Regions from separate parts of the Mus musculus genome. Here region 1 is linked to region 2. A link is a contact called in ENCODE Hi-C or POLR2A ChIA-PET data. All regions are on one chromosome and are shown on one strand. The core of a region is the stretch at or near the end of the contact, and the rest is flanking DNA. Distances in the headings are between cores, read along the strand shown. Region 1 holds the start of Rgl1 (ral guanine nucleotide dissociation stimulator,-like 1). Region 2 overlaps Rgl1 (ral guanine nucleotide dissociation stimulator,-like 1).

The links. Hi-C counts contacts between places; a loop is a spot of excess contacts on that map. ChIA-PET counts read pairs that join two places held with the same protein, here RNA polymerase II (POLR2A).
Region 1: a map of heart shows a loop between it and region 2 (2.8-fold over the local background). The contact joins the promoter of Rgl1 here to the enhancer-like site in region 2. A Hi-C loop is called at or near these places in 9 of 37 maps with a recorded cell type or tissue (gastrocnemius, heart and left cerebral cortex). POLR2A ChIA-PET finds 5 or more read pairs at or near these places in 1 of 5 experiments (Patski).

What each region holds. Positions count from the first base shown.
Region 1 is chr1:152,622,513-152,627,462 of GRCm38, forward strand. It overlaps Rgl1 (ral guanine nucleotide dissociation stimulator,-like 1), which reads right to left and starts at 2,705. Exons shown (of 18, transcript NM_016846.4): 1 at 2,472-2,705; 2 at 1,306-1,416. The coding sequence starts at 2,498.
Region 2 is chr1:152,574,983-152,579,459 of GRCm38, forward strand. The region is part of intron 3 of Rgl1 (ral guanine nucleotide dissociation stimulator,-like 1); the gene reads right to left. Among named protein-coding and RNA genes, the nearest start is that of Gm51749, 37 kb to the left of the region's middle. Within about 2 kb of position 2,030, at least 2 of the 3 ENCODE cell types and tissues checked have a DNase peak (open chromatin) inside an H3K27ac peak, as active enhancers do; they include gastrocnemius and heart, where a contact is called at or near this core.

The DNA.
Region 1 (4,950 bases), core at 1,455-3,954, 48 kb after region 2:
TTACAAATAGCCACACAGGTCAAAACCATAGCAACATCACATTGAAATACTGTATATATACATAAAGCCCCCAAAAGCAACAGAGTGGTTGGTCAGCAGTCTAAACACAGTTAATGTTAGGATCATGTTCTGAGTAAGGTGCTTGCTCAGTAAGTAAAGACCTCTAGTGTTCACTGAGAAAGTGCCTAACTTTGCAGACTACATCTTCAATGTCACTAGCAACTTACCATCCCGGTCAACAGTGTCCTGATCCAAGCATAGTGGCAGGAAAATCCTGACTTAAGGCAGGTTGAGAAGGTCAATGCGGGGGTTGGGGGAGATCCAATGTCAGCAGCCACGGCTAAGGAAGATAGGGCTCCTGGCTTCCTGCCTTTGACTATGAGTCTTACAAGTCATATTGCCTCCGCTCCTCCCAGGAAGCCCCGTGCACTCCGCACTCATCTGGGAACACTGCTCCAAACCCTGTGTGCTCTGAAACTAAGGTTAGTAGGCTGCGATGCAAGCACACACTCCTCAGTGCTTTGAAGACCATTACCCACAAGTCCTGCCTCTCTTCAGACACCGCTATGTTCCTCCCTGTGTCATCTGTAACTACTCTCTCTCCACTCTCCCACATGTTCCTGATCCCACCGCCAGGCTCTCTGCCTTGCATAGTCCCTTCATTTGGGATGTGTTGAAAGATTCATTGGTCGAATTAAGAACTCACATGACCTTCCCCAATAGTTTATGGAAAGCAGATTTTTTCCGAGTGTCTGCCACCGACTCCATACTCTACAGGCAAAGCCCCAAGACTAAGTATATATCAGTCTACTCCCATTCTACAGAAAGGAGGTCACAATGGGAAACCTTGCCGCCCCTCAAAGGAAGCGGGTCTGAATGGCCTCTGAACTTCTGGGAGTGGGGACTGGGCTGTTGGCATCACTGTGTAAGGAGGAGAGAGAGAAAAGGTTATCTTCTGGGCACAGCGGTTTATGACACATGTAGAAGCTAGTAGTGCTCTCTGACCAGGTCTCTGTGTGTCTGTCCTCTTCTGCCACAACACCCCCAGCCTGTTTGCCAAATACCTCAAGATGTTTCCGGAAGGTTCTGAATTATTGACAGACTTAGGGAAGATGCTTAGGAAAACACAAGTCCTAAAACAGACCTGTCCAGCTAGAGCAAACACTTGGCCATCAGCAGTTTCCTTTTTAAGACTAAGGGGGAGAAAAAGGGGATGGGGGGGGCTACCTTGGCTAAATAATAATGATATTCACAGAAGAGCAAAGACACTGTTCCAAAGTTCAAGATCTCGGAAGCGCTACTCACCCCTAGCCATCTCGCTCCTTTATTGGCCGCCTGTTGAATCTGGACTCTTTTGAGGGTGACATGGTAAACAGCTCCTTCCTCTACCTCTTCACCCCAGTCCTGAATCGAGCTCTGCCAGGGACAGGATAAAAAGAAAGAAAAAGAGGGTCGTAGTGTGTGTTGTTGTTTTCTTCCCCCTTGGCTAACCACAATCTATCCCAGCTGCTTCCCTGCTTACAAAGGCTCTCCAAGCCTTTGAGTAAATCCTCCAAACAGAGCAACACAGGACACCCTGCAATAGGCAAGGCTGAGATTTTCTTGGCTGGCAGCCTTTTCCTGCGGTATCAGGAGCCTCCGACTTCTCCCTTCTCTGGTCAGTTACTTTTCCTAACCTAGCCACGTATCTTAAATCATCTTTTCAAGTTTTTTTTTTTCCTTCTTAAGGAAACTGTGGTTTAGTCCTGATCAACTCTGTCCACTTAAGTGAAAGGAAAAAATAACTCATTTGCAAAAACAAGAGTTTATACTTCTCAAAGTACACAAACATTTGAGCAATGTCGATGTTAAACTCCCTCAAACAAGTGTTTTAATACCAAGAGCCCTCTTTGGGAAGTGAAGTTGTACCTCTTTTTCTCCTCTTACTATTTTGAAACCCAAAAAAAAGTTATGTGGGGTATGGAAAGTTTTTATTTCCAGAAAGAAAAAAGGAAAAGAAAAGAAAAGAAAAGAAAAGAAAAGAAAAGAAAAGAAAAGCCCCTCTGGCAAGTGCCGAGAAAGCAAAACATCTTCATGCAGCTTCCACTGAAATTTACACAGCGACCCCCTGGATAGCCATGTCGCCAGCTAAACCTCGGATCTGTGTTAAAGGGCTGCCGCTGGGAAGCAGAGCGCGGCGCCGCTCCCCCAGACTGAGTTCTGTCCTTTCCAAGTTCTGCTCTCCTGACACGCATCTGCCTGTCCCAGACACCCCGCAGGCGATGCCTGAGAACACAGGCATCGTTTCTAGGGAGAAGAGGCACAGAGAGGGGAAGGACACAAAGCAGAATGAGAAAGCTCCTCTTAGAGAGTGGGGTCCGGGTGGCTCTGATCAGTTAGACAGTGCTCCAACAACCCGGCCCGAGAAAGCGGGAGATGGGACGAGTCCCCCAGCAGAGAAGCGTCAGGGGAAGGCGGGGAGCTGGCGTTACCATTTTAGCTTGCCAAAGTAATTTCATTCTCAGTTTTCTTTCCGGCACACGGACGCTGCATGGTGCGCCCTGCTCCGAGGCGGTCGGGGCGTCTCTCTGGCCCGGCTCCGGGTCCCCGCGCTTCCCACGCGCCTTGCTGCCCGACTGCCGCCGCCGCCGCCGCGCGCGACCGGGCCACAAAGGAGCGCCGGCCAGCGAGCAGGCAGCCCGGGAGCCCGCGGCAGCAGACTCCTCCCCGCCGCTCCGTGATGTCAGGCTTTCCTGTTTGTGCTTGTGAGCGCACTCTCCCTTTCGGAAGCCCCGCGGATCAAGGGAGCAAGCAATCGTTTCTCCAGCTCAGAGTGGTGGGGAAACGATGCTTTCAAGTAGACCGCTTCATCGGGGTTTCCTGGTGGCCACCAGGTGACAAAATAGAACCATGTGTGCCATGGGACATGTGCGCAGCCTCCGTCTGCTTTACTGAAGGAAACTGTTAGGGATTAGGGATTCTTGTGTGATCTGCTTGCTATTTGGAATTTACAGCAATTAAATCAGAGTCCCCTCGATTTGGGGGGAAGATTTTCATTAGGATAAAGTCAAAAGCTATCTGGGTATCTAAAAACCGTGCCCAGCGGCTCTACCCTGCCCCGCACCTGCAACTGCCTGGACTTGTTCCTACTGCCCACTCTTGTTTGTGGCTTTCTTGCTTTTTTTTTCTTTTTTTTAAACAAAAGGTGGTCCTGGCTAGCCTTGAACACTTAGAACTTTTCTGGCAATCCTCCTGCCTCTGTCTCTTGAGTGCTGAGATTACAGGCATGCATCAACTCCACCACCCAGTCTGATAAGGCTTACTGGCTACTGCTGGTGAGAGCAGAGAGTTTTGCAGGATCTGACAGTTTGTGACAGAGGCCATAAGTGGTCCTAGGGGTTTCTGGAGCCTCTGTGAGTAGCCATGGGGGGTGTGCACTGTGGGGACACAGAGGGATAATCACTGTAGGGAAAGCCTTTCAAAGGACAATGCTGAAAAGAATTTTATCTTAACACAATAGTCTGTGGGGGACAATACATTACACTTTAAAAGATCTAGTTTCAATAAATCAACAGCAAGAGATAGCCCATAGTCAGGTAGCCAAACTGTACCTGTCAGAACTCCACACCAATTACAAAAATGTCATGTTTTACACATGTCAAACTGAAAAGGACCTCCTCCAGATTGCTGTGCTGAGCTTTGGTTAGTACTGAATATACCATGAGCTGAAAAGTTAGGCAATCAGTGCACTGATGTCTCCAGAAGGGCATCAGAAATGACAGAGGCTACACCAAGCAAGCAAAGGATCTCTGCACACTGAAGGATGTCTTCAAGTCAGTCAAACGCTCCTCATAAAGACCCATGCTTCAGGAGTTCAAGACTGTAGAGAGAATGATCTTTTACAACCAAAGTGGATGTTTCTATAATTTAAATATTAAACACACATACACACACACACACACACACACACACACACACACACACACACACATTCCTTCTGCTGTGCTCAGTACTCAGAACAGAGTGTCCCAGGAGCCAGAGGGAAAACATGTGGCGGCCCTACCTCAGGCTTCTTATCTGCCTCAGGGCCCCAGGTCACACCTAGATGAGTCTCCTTGGTGATTCTGAAGACCTCAAGAGGCAGCCCAGGACAGATGAGCAACACTTCAGTTAATTTCACCACCGCTGTAACCTAATCTGTGCTGCAAGTTTTAAGACTGTTGAAAAACTTCTTCACAAAAGCAGTTTCTTCTCCAGAAATTCCTGGGAAAGGTGGCTTGGGCCTCACAAGCCTCTCAGGCTGTAGCTCTCCCTTCTTCTCATCCTATTGACTTGGGTTCTGGCTGTAAAGGGAATGACAACAGAACCCAGTTCAAGCCCAGCCTTCAAGCCCAGCCTTAAGAGTGGAAGTCAGAGTACATTTCCATGGCTTCCCTCCGATTTGCTTCCTTGGCTACAAAGTAGGACAAACCTCACAGAATTTCAGAAAGGGTTAAATAAAGAAATGTGCAAGTCACCTAGTGCACGGAGAGCTGTCCAGAAGGCTCCATTTTCTCCCTACTGCCCTTCCCCCTTAGGAGCTGTAGGCCGGAACTCCATGAAAGGCTGTCATGTCTGCAATGTACAGAAATCTGAAATGATGTCTTCCAAATTATATTCAAGCTCCAGAGAGACATGCCAAGAATGATTATTTGTGTTTGTTCCTGGGAAGGTGTGATTTTGTCACAATCCTTTTACGAAGGAAAGAAAAAGATGAAAACCAAATAGCTGGACTTATATGATCTAGAACTATCAAATGTTGAAGTCAACAAGGGCTTTTTCCACTTATTTTAAACTATTTCACTTAAAATGAGCGATAGGCCCCAAACACAGGATGCTGTGCACTGCTGCAGGGGACAGAAAAGGATAAAGATGGGCTGGAGCCTGCTCGGGACTCTGGGACTGATGGGGAAGTCTAGCAGTGAAGTGTCT
Region 2 (4,477 bases), core at 780-3,279:
AAGAAGGGGGGAAACCCTTCTAGACCTGAATGCACTAGTCAGGGGTGACTGTCCGCTCTTGCCCTGTCTTATCATTAAGGAGAAGTCATGTTCTATGGGGAAAACAAAACGCATCTAGCTTTGGAATGGAGAGCTCTTTAATGTTCATGTCAGAGTTGGTTTTACCAGACGAGGAAGGCCCCTTTGATGTATCCCTGAACCCGCTCACAGCTTCCCATCAAAAATCAAAGTCAAGTTCACTTCCTCTCCTCCAAGGGGGTAAACAGAACACGTGCATGTGTGTGTGCTTAATTAGTGGCAACAGAAAAGCTACAGATGAACCCGTCAACAATGTCATCTCCAATTTCCACCAAGCCTCCTCAGGGCTGGAGATCAAAGCTCAACTCCCTTAGGCATACCAAGGAGCAAATGCCCTTCTTTATAAAACTTAAATCGAAATCCACATTGCCAGATGACTTTTGACATGGGTTTCTCATGTTGTCATCAGGCAGAAAGAAAGGCTTACAAATGCCTTGTATAGTATAGCTGTAAGCAATTATTAAAACTACTTGAATAAGAGAAAGAAAAAACATAATGTTTAAATCTGGAAGAGCCACTTTCAAGAAGTTTGTTTGAAACCCATCTGAGCATAGCTTTTAACATGTATCTGAAGCAAGGGGTCCTAAGTTGTCCACAGACACCATCTCTCTACAGAGAGAACCACCTCACATCTGTGCCCCAACAGCGAAGTCTCAGTAGAAGCAGACCAGGATGCGGTCACCATAAAGGACTTTGTGAGCCCTGCTTGATGCTGGCAAATGAGCCAATGGTAATAACAGGTCACTTGTTATATGGCAGGAAGGGTGCCCACTGCTTTGGTGGATTGTTTCACTCGATTCCCATAATAACCCCACAGGGTGCTATCACTCGTCCAGCTTCACAGAGAGGTGAAGTGTGACCCAGAAAGCCTGTGTAAGAAAGCCTGGACGACATCACTGGCAGGCGGAAGAGGGACTTGAACCTTGGCAGGCAGGCCCTGGGCCCAGCACTAAGTCACTGCCCTCCCACACATGTTAGAAGGCCCTATCTGCATGTTCATTTTATCATGTCAGGACCCTGTCCACTCATCCATGAACTCATTCTTGGACTGCTTTAGTCATCATTGGATGAGGATGGTTTACTAAGGACTGTGCCCAGGTCCTTACTATTCTAGACATTAAGAATAAATCACTGGGGCTAAGGAAATGGCTCAGGAGTACAAGTACTTCCTAAGTGGGCATGGTGACCTCAGTTCAAATCCCTGGTAGCTATGGTAAAAAGCTGGGCATGGAGGAATAGAATTAAAACTCCAGCAGAGGATGGAGACAGAAAGATTGATTACCGGAGCTACCTCCAGGTTCAGCCAATGACACTGTCTCACAGGAATGAGGCAGATGGAGAAGGACACCTAACATCCTCCTCTGCCTGCCATAACACACGCTTGCTTGCCAATACACCGCATATACACTACACCACACCACACACACACACACACCCCTGAACATAGGCAGAGAGTGAAGAGCAGAGCCGACAGCAGGTGAGGCCTGGGGCAAACATGCAGGTCAGGATGGCCTGGCACATCATGGCGACATTGCCTCCTCCTCCAGCCCTGGGCCTGGTGCAGTAGACAGTCAACACAATCCCGGATTGGCTTACCTTCTCCTGCTAGGAACAAAGGAAAGCCCAGGGAGGGCAGAGGAAGGAGGGGATACTTGGTGGGAACAGCGAATGACAGACAGAAGGGGCAAGTGAAGGAAGAGACCACACAGGAAGCTGCTGACTTAAAGCCCTCGGGGAGTCTCTGAATGAATCCCAGCTTCAGAACACTTGGGCATGCTTTCACTGACCCACAAGAACTCAAGTTGTAAGGCACCAGAGAACCATCCAGAACCTTCACTTGGGAGAAGGCCAGGCCTGCAGCAGCCAACAGTTGCCTGGAACTTCACAGGACGCCTAGGAAGGCTTTGCACTGCTTCCCAAAGACCAGACAGAGTTGTTTGGACGCACCCTGAATAATGCCCTCCACAGAAGGCACTCCCTCCTCCCAGGTCCGACAAAGGCCTGGGTCACGGTCACTTAGTCTATCTTGGCAAAGTCCAGTTCCCACTGTGAAGTTGGTTACTGAAGGGGAAAGGATAAGTCACGGGGCAGGGGCAGGGGGCAGAGGACATATTCTAGGAATCCTCTGCTTAGAGAAACAGAAGCCAGGGTCCTTAAGTAAGTTTGTTATTATCAACAATTTTTTTCTAAAGAAAGATTCTGATGTTAGCAAGTAGACTCTTGTGGGGGCGAGTATATGTGTAAATATGAGTGAGGTGTATACATGCAGTGCATACACTTCTGCATATATGCAGAGGCCAGAAAGAATGAGGGGCCGTGGAGGGTGGGCAGTCATTCTATAGCACTCTCTGAGCCAGGGATTCTCAGTGAATCTGGAGAGAGGCTGGCACCGGCACCAGCAATTCTCCTGCCTCTCCCATAGCACTGGGGTTATAGGTGGGGTGGCCACTCTGATGTTTTAGGTGGATGTTTGGGGCTCACACTTAGGCCCTTCGCTTATGTGTGTTCTGACCCACCAGGCCATCCCTGAGGATTCTGAGCAGGTTCTAAAAGGGGTTTGGGATCTACGTTTTTTTTAATCAACTGCTAGAAAAATGGTCCAAAACTACTGCTTTAGACTATGAGTTAAATTTCAAACTTTCCAGTTTCCACTCAGAATATCCACATGGTTTTTCAAGTTCTTGTCAGTTTTCTAACTTCCAAATATATACATACTTTTAAAAGAATCTTTCAAAGTAACTCAATATTCTTCTCAGGTTTAAAAAAAAAAAAAAAAGGTAAACATATCCTGTATCTTGCACGCCCTGCCGCTGTTGCTAAGTGGGGAAGGAAAGAAAAAAGGCATCACTTAGGTCTTACAAACCCTACTTCAGGTTATAACGTGAGGCCAGGCCTTTGACAGTATCCCTTCAGTGTCTAGGTTAGCAGAGCTTCACTACCATCCCACGAATCAGGACTTTGCTGTCTCCTGTGTTCCCACAGTTCAGCTGCGTGGGATGCAGGTCCACTTGGTTAAAAAAAAAAAAATCAATTGAATAACCAAATCAAAGTAGCCAGGGAGCAGGGACAGAACTTATTTCCAGTTTCCCTCGTGTGATTATGGTGAGAGGTAATTCTAAAACGGCACCAGATTAAAGCTTTCTGGTTAAGCCAAGGGAACTGGCACAGTTACAGGAGAAAACACTAACAGCGCCTGTCTGCGGAGGCTCAGGCTTCTCGCAGTGATCTCTGTGCTGTGAGGCCACAGACGATCGGGGCACACAGCCCTAAAAACAAAGGCAGAGGGTACACATCGGACCCTTGGCACCCCTGAGTCCAGGGACATGAGGTTTTAGGGGACAATCTCCCTAAGAAGATGTCCTTGTTTCTTAGCTATCGCTGCTACAATGAACTGCCACCGATTCAGTAGCTTCCAACCTGACTGTTTAATTGGTACGTTGGTCTGACACCGGCCTCGGGGAACTGAAAAGCAAGCTGTCGGCTGGACCACGTTCCTTTCTACGTGCTCTAAGAAACTCTTCACTGCCTTTCACAAGGACTCACGGCCTCCTTCCTCCACCTCTCTGCCTGCCACAGATGGATGTGCAAATTATTACAAAGGTTTATCTTGTATAGTTCTGTGAGCTAAGTAGTTCTCAATCCGAGAAAACACGAAAGAGCAAGAAATGAACACTTCGTAAAAAAGATGGACCTACAACTTTTTAAACTCTTTTATGCAACAGACATTTTGTGGCCCACAGTTTCCGGTGGTCTTCTTTACCTACACAGTCAATAGCCTCATCTCTCTCACAGTCACAGGGCCAACCTCACTTCAACTTGTCCTTTTCTTCCTAAGACAAAACACACCCAAAGGCTTTAACTTTGCCAAGGAGTTATCAAAACCCAGACCTAGATATTTAAACTTATCTACTATTTTAAAAAAAGTTAAAAATGAAATTTCCATCATTTACTAAGAAACTGCCATCCCTATCAGGATATCCAGGATGTCTGTATTTTAAGCTGCACAAGAAACAAAGAAACAAAGCGATGTTGAGATTTCCTGAAAGGTTTTGCACTGAATCAGCAACGTGAGCACCCAGAAGCCTGCAGGCCATTAAATCTCCCAGGCTTCCTGCATCAGAGGAAGGAGCACTTGAGTCGCCCTCTTTCTGCTTGGTCCTGTGGGAGCTCGGCTGAACAGTCACCAAAACCAACACCTTCATTTTGAAAAGCTTCTGACATCAGGGATGAGAGTTGAACTTCCGTACTCTTAGGACAAGCAGAAGGTTAGGAAAGCCAGGACTGGCACTAAGAAGGTTACACCTGAGCCACTCCAGTACCTGCTCCCTACAGCTTTTCCCGCTGAGCGCATCTTTCCCTGGACCTGGAAGAACAGAGAAAGGGTACTAGCCACCTTGCC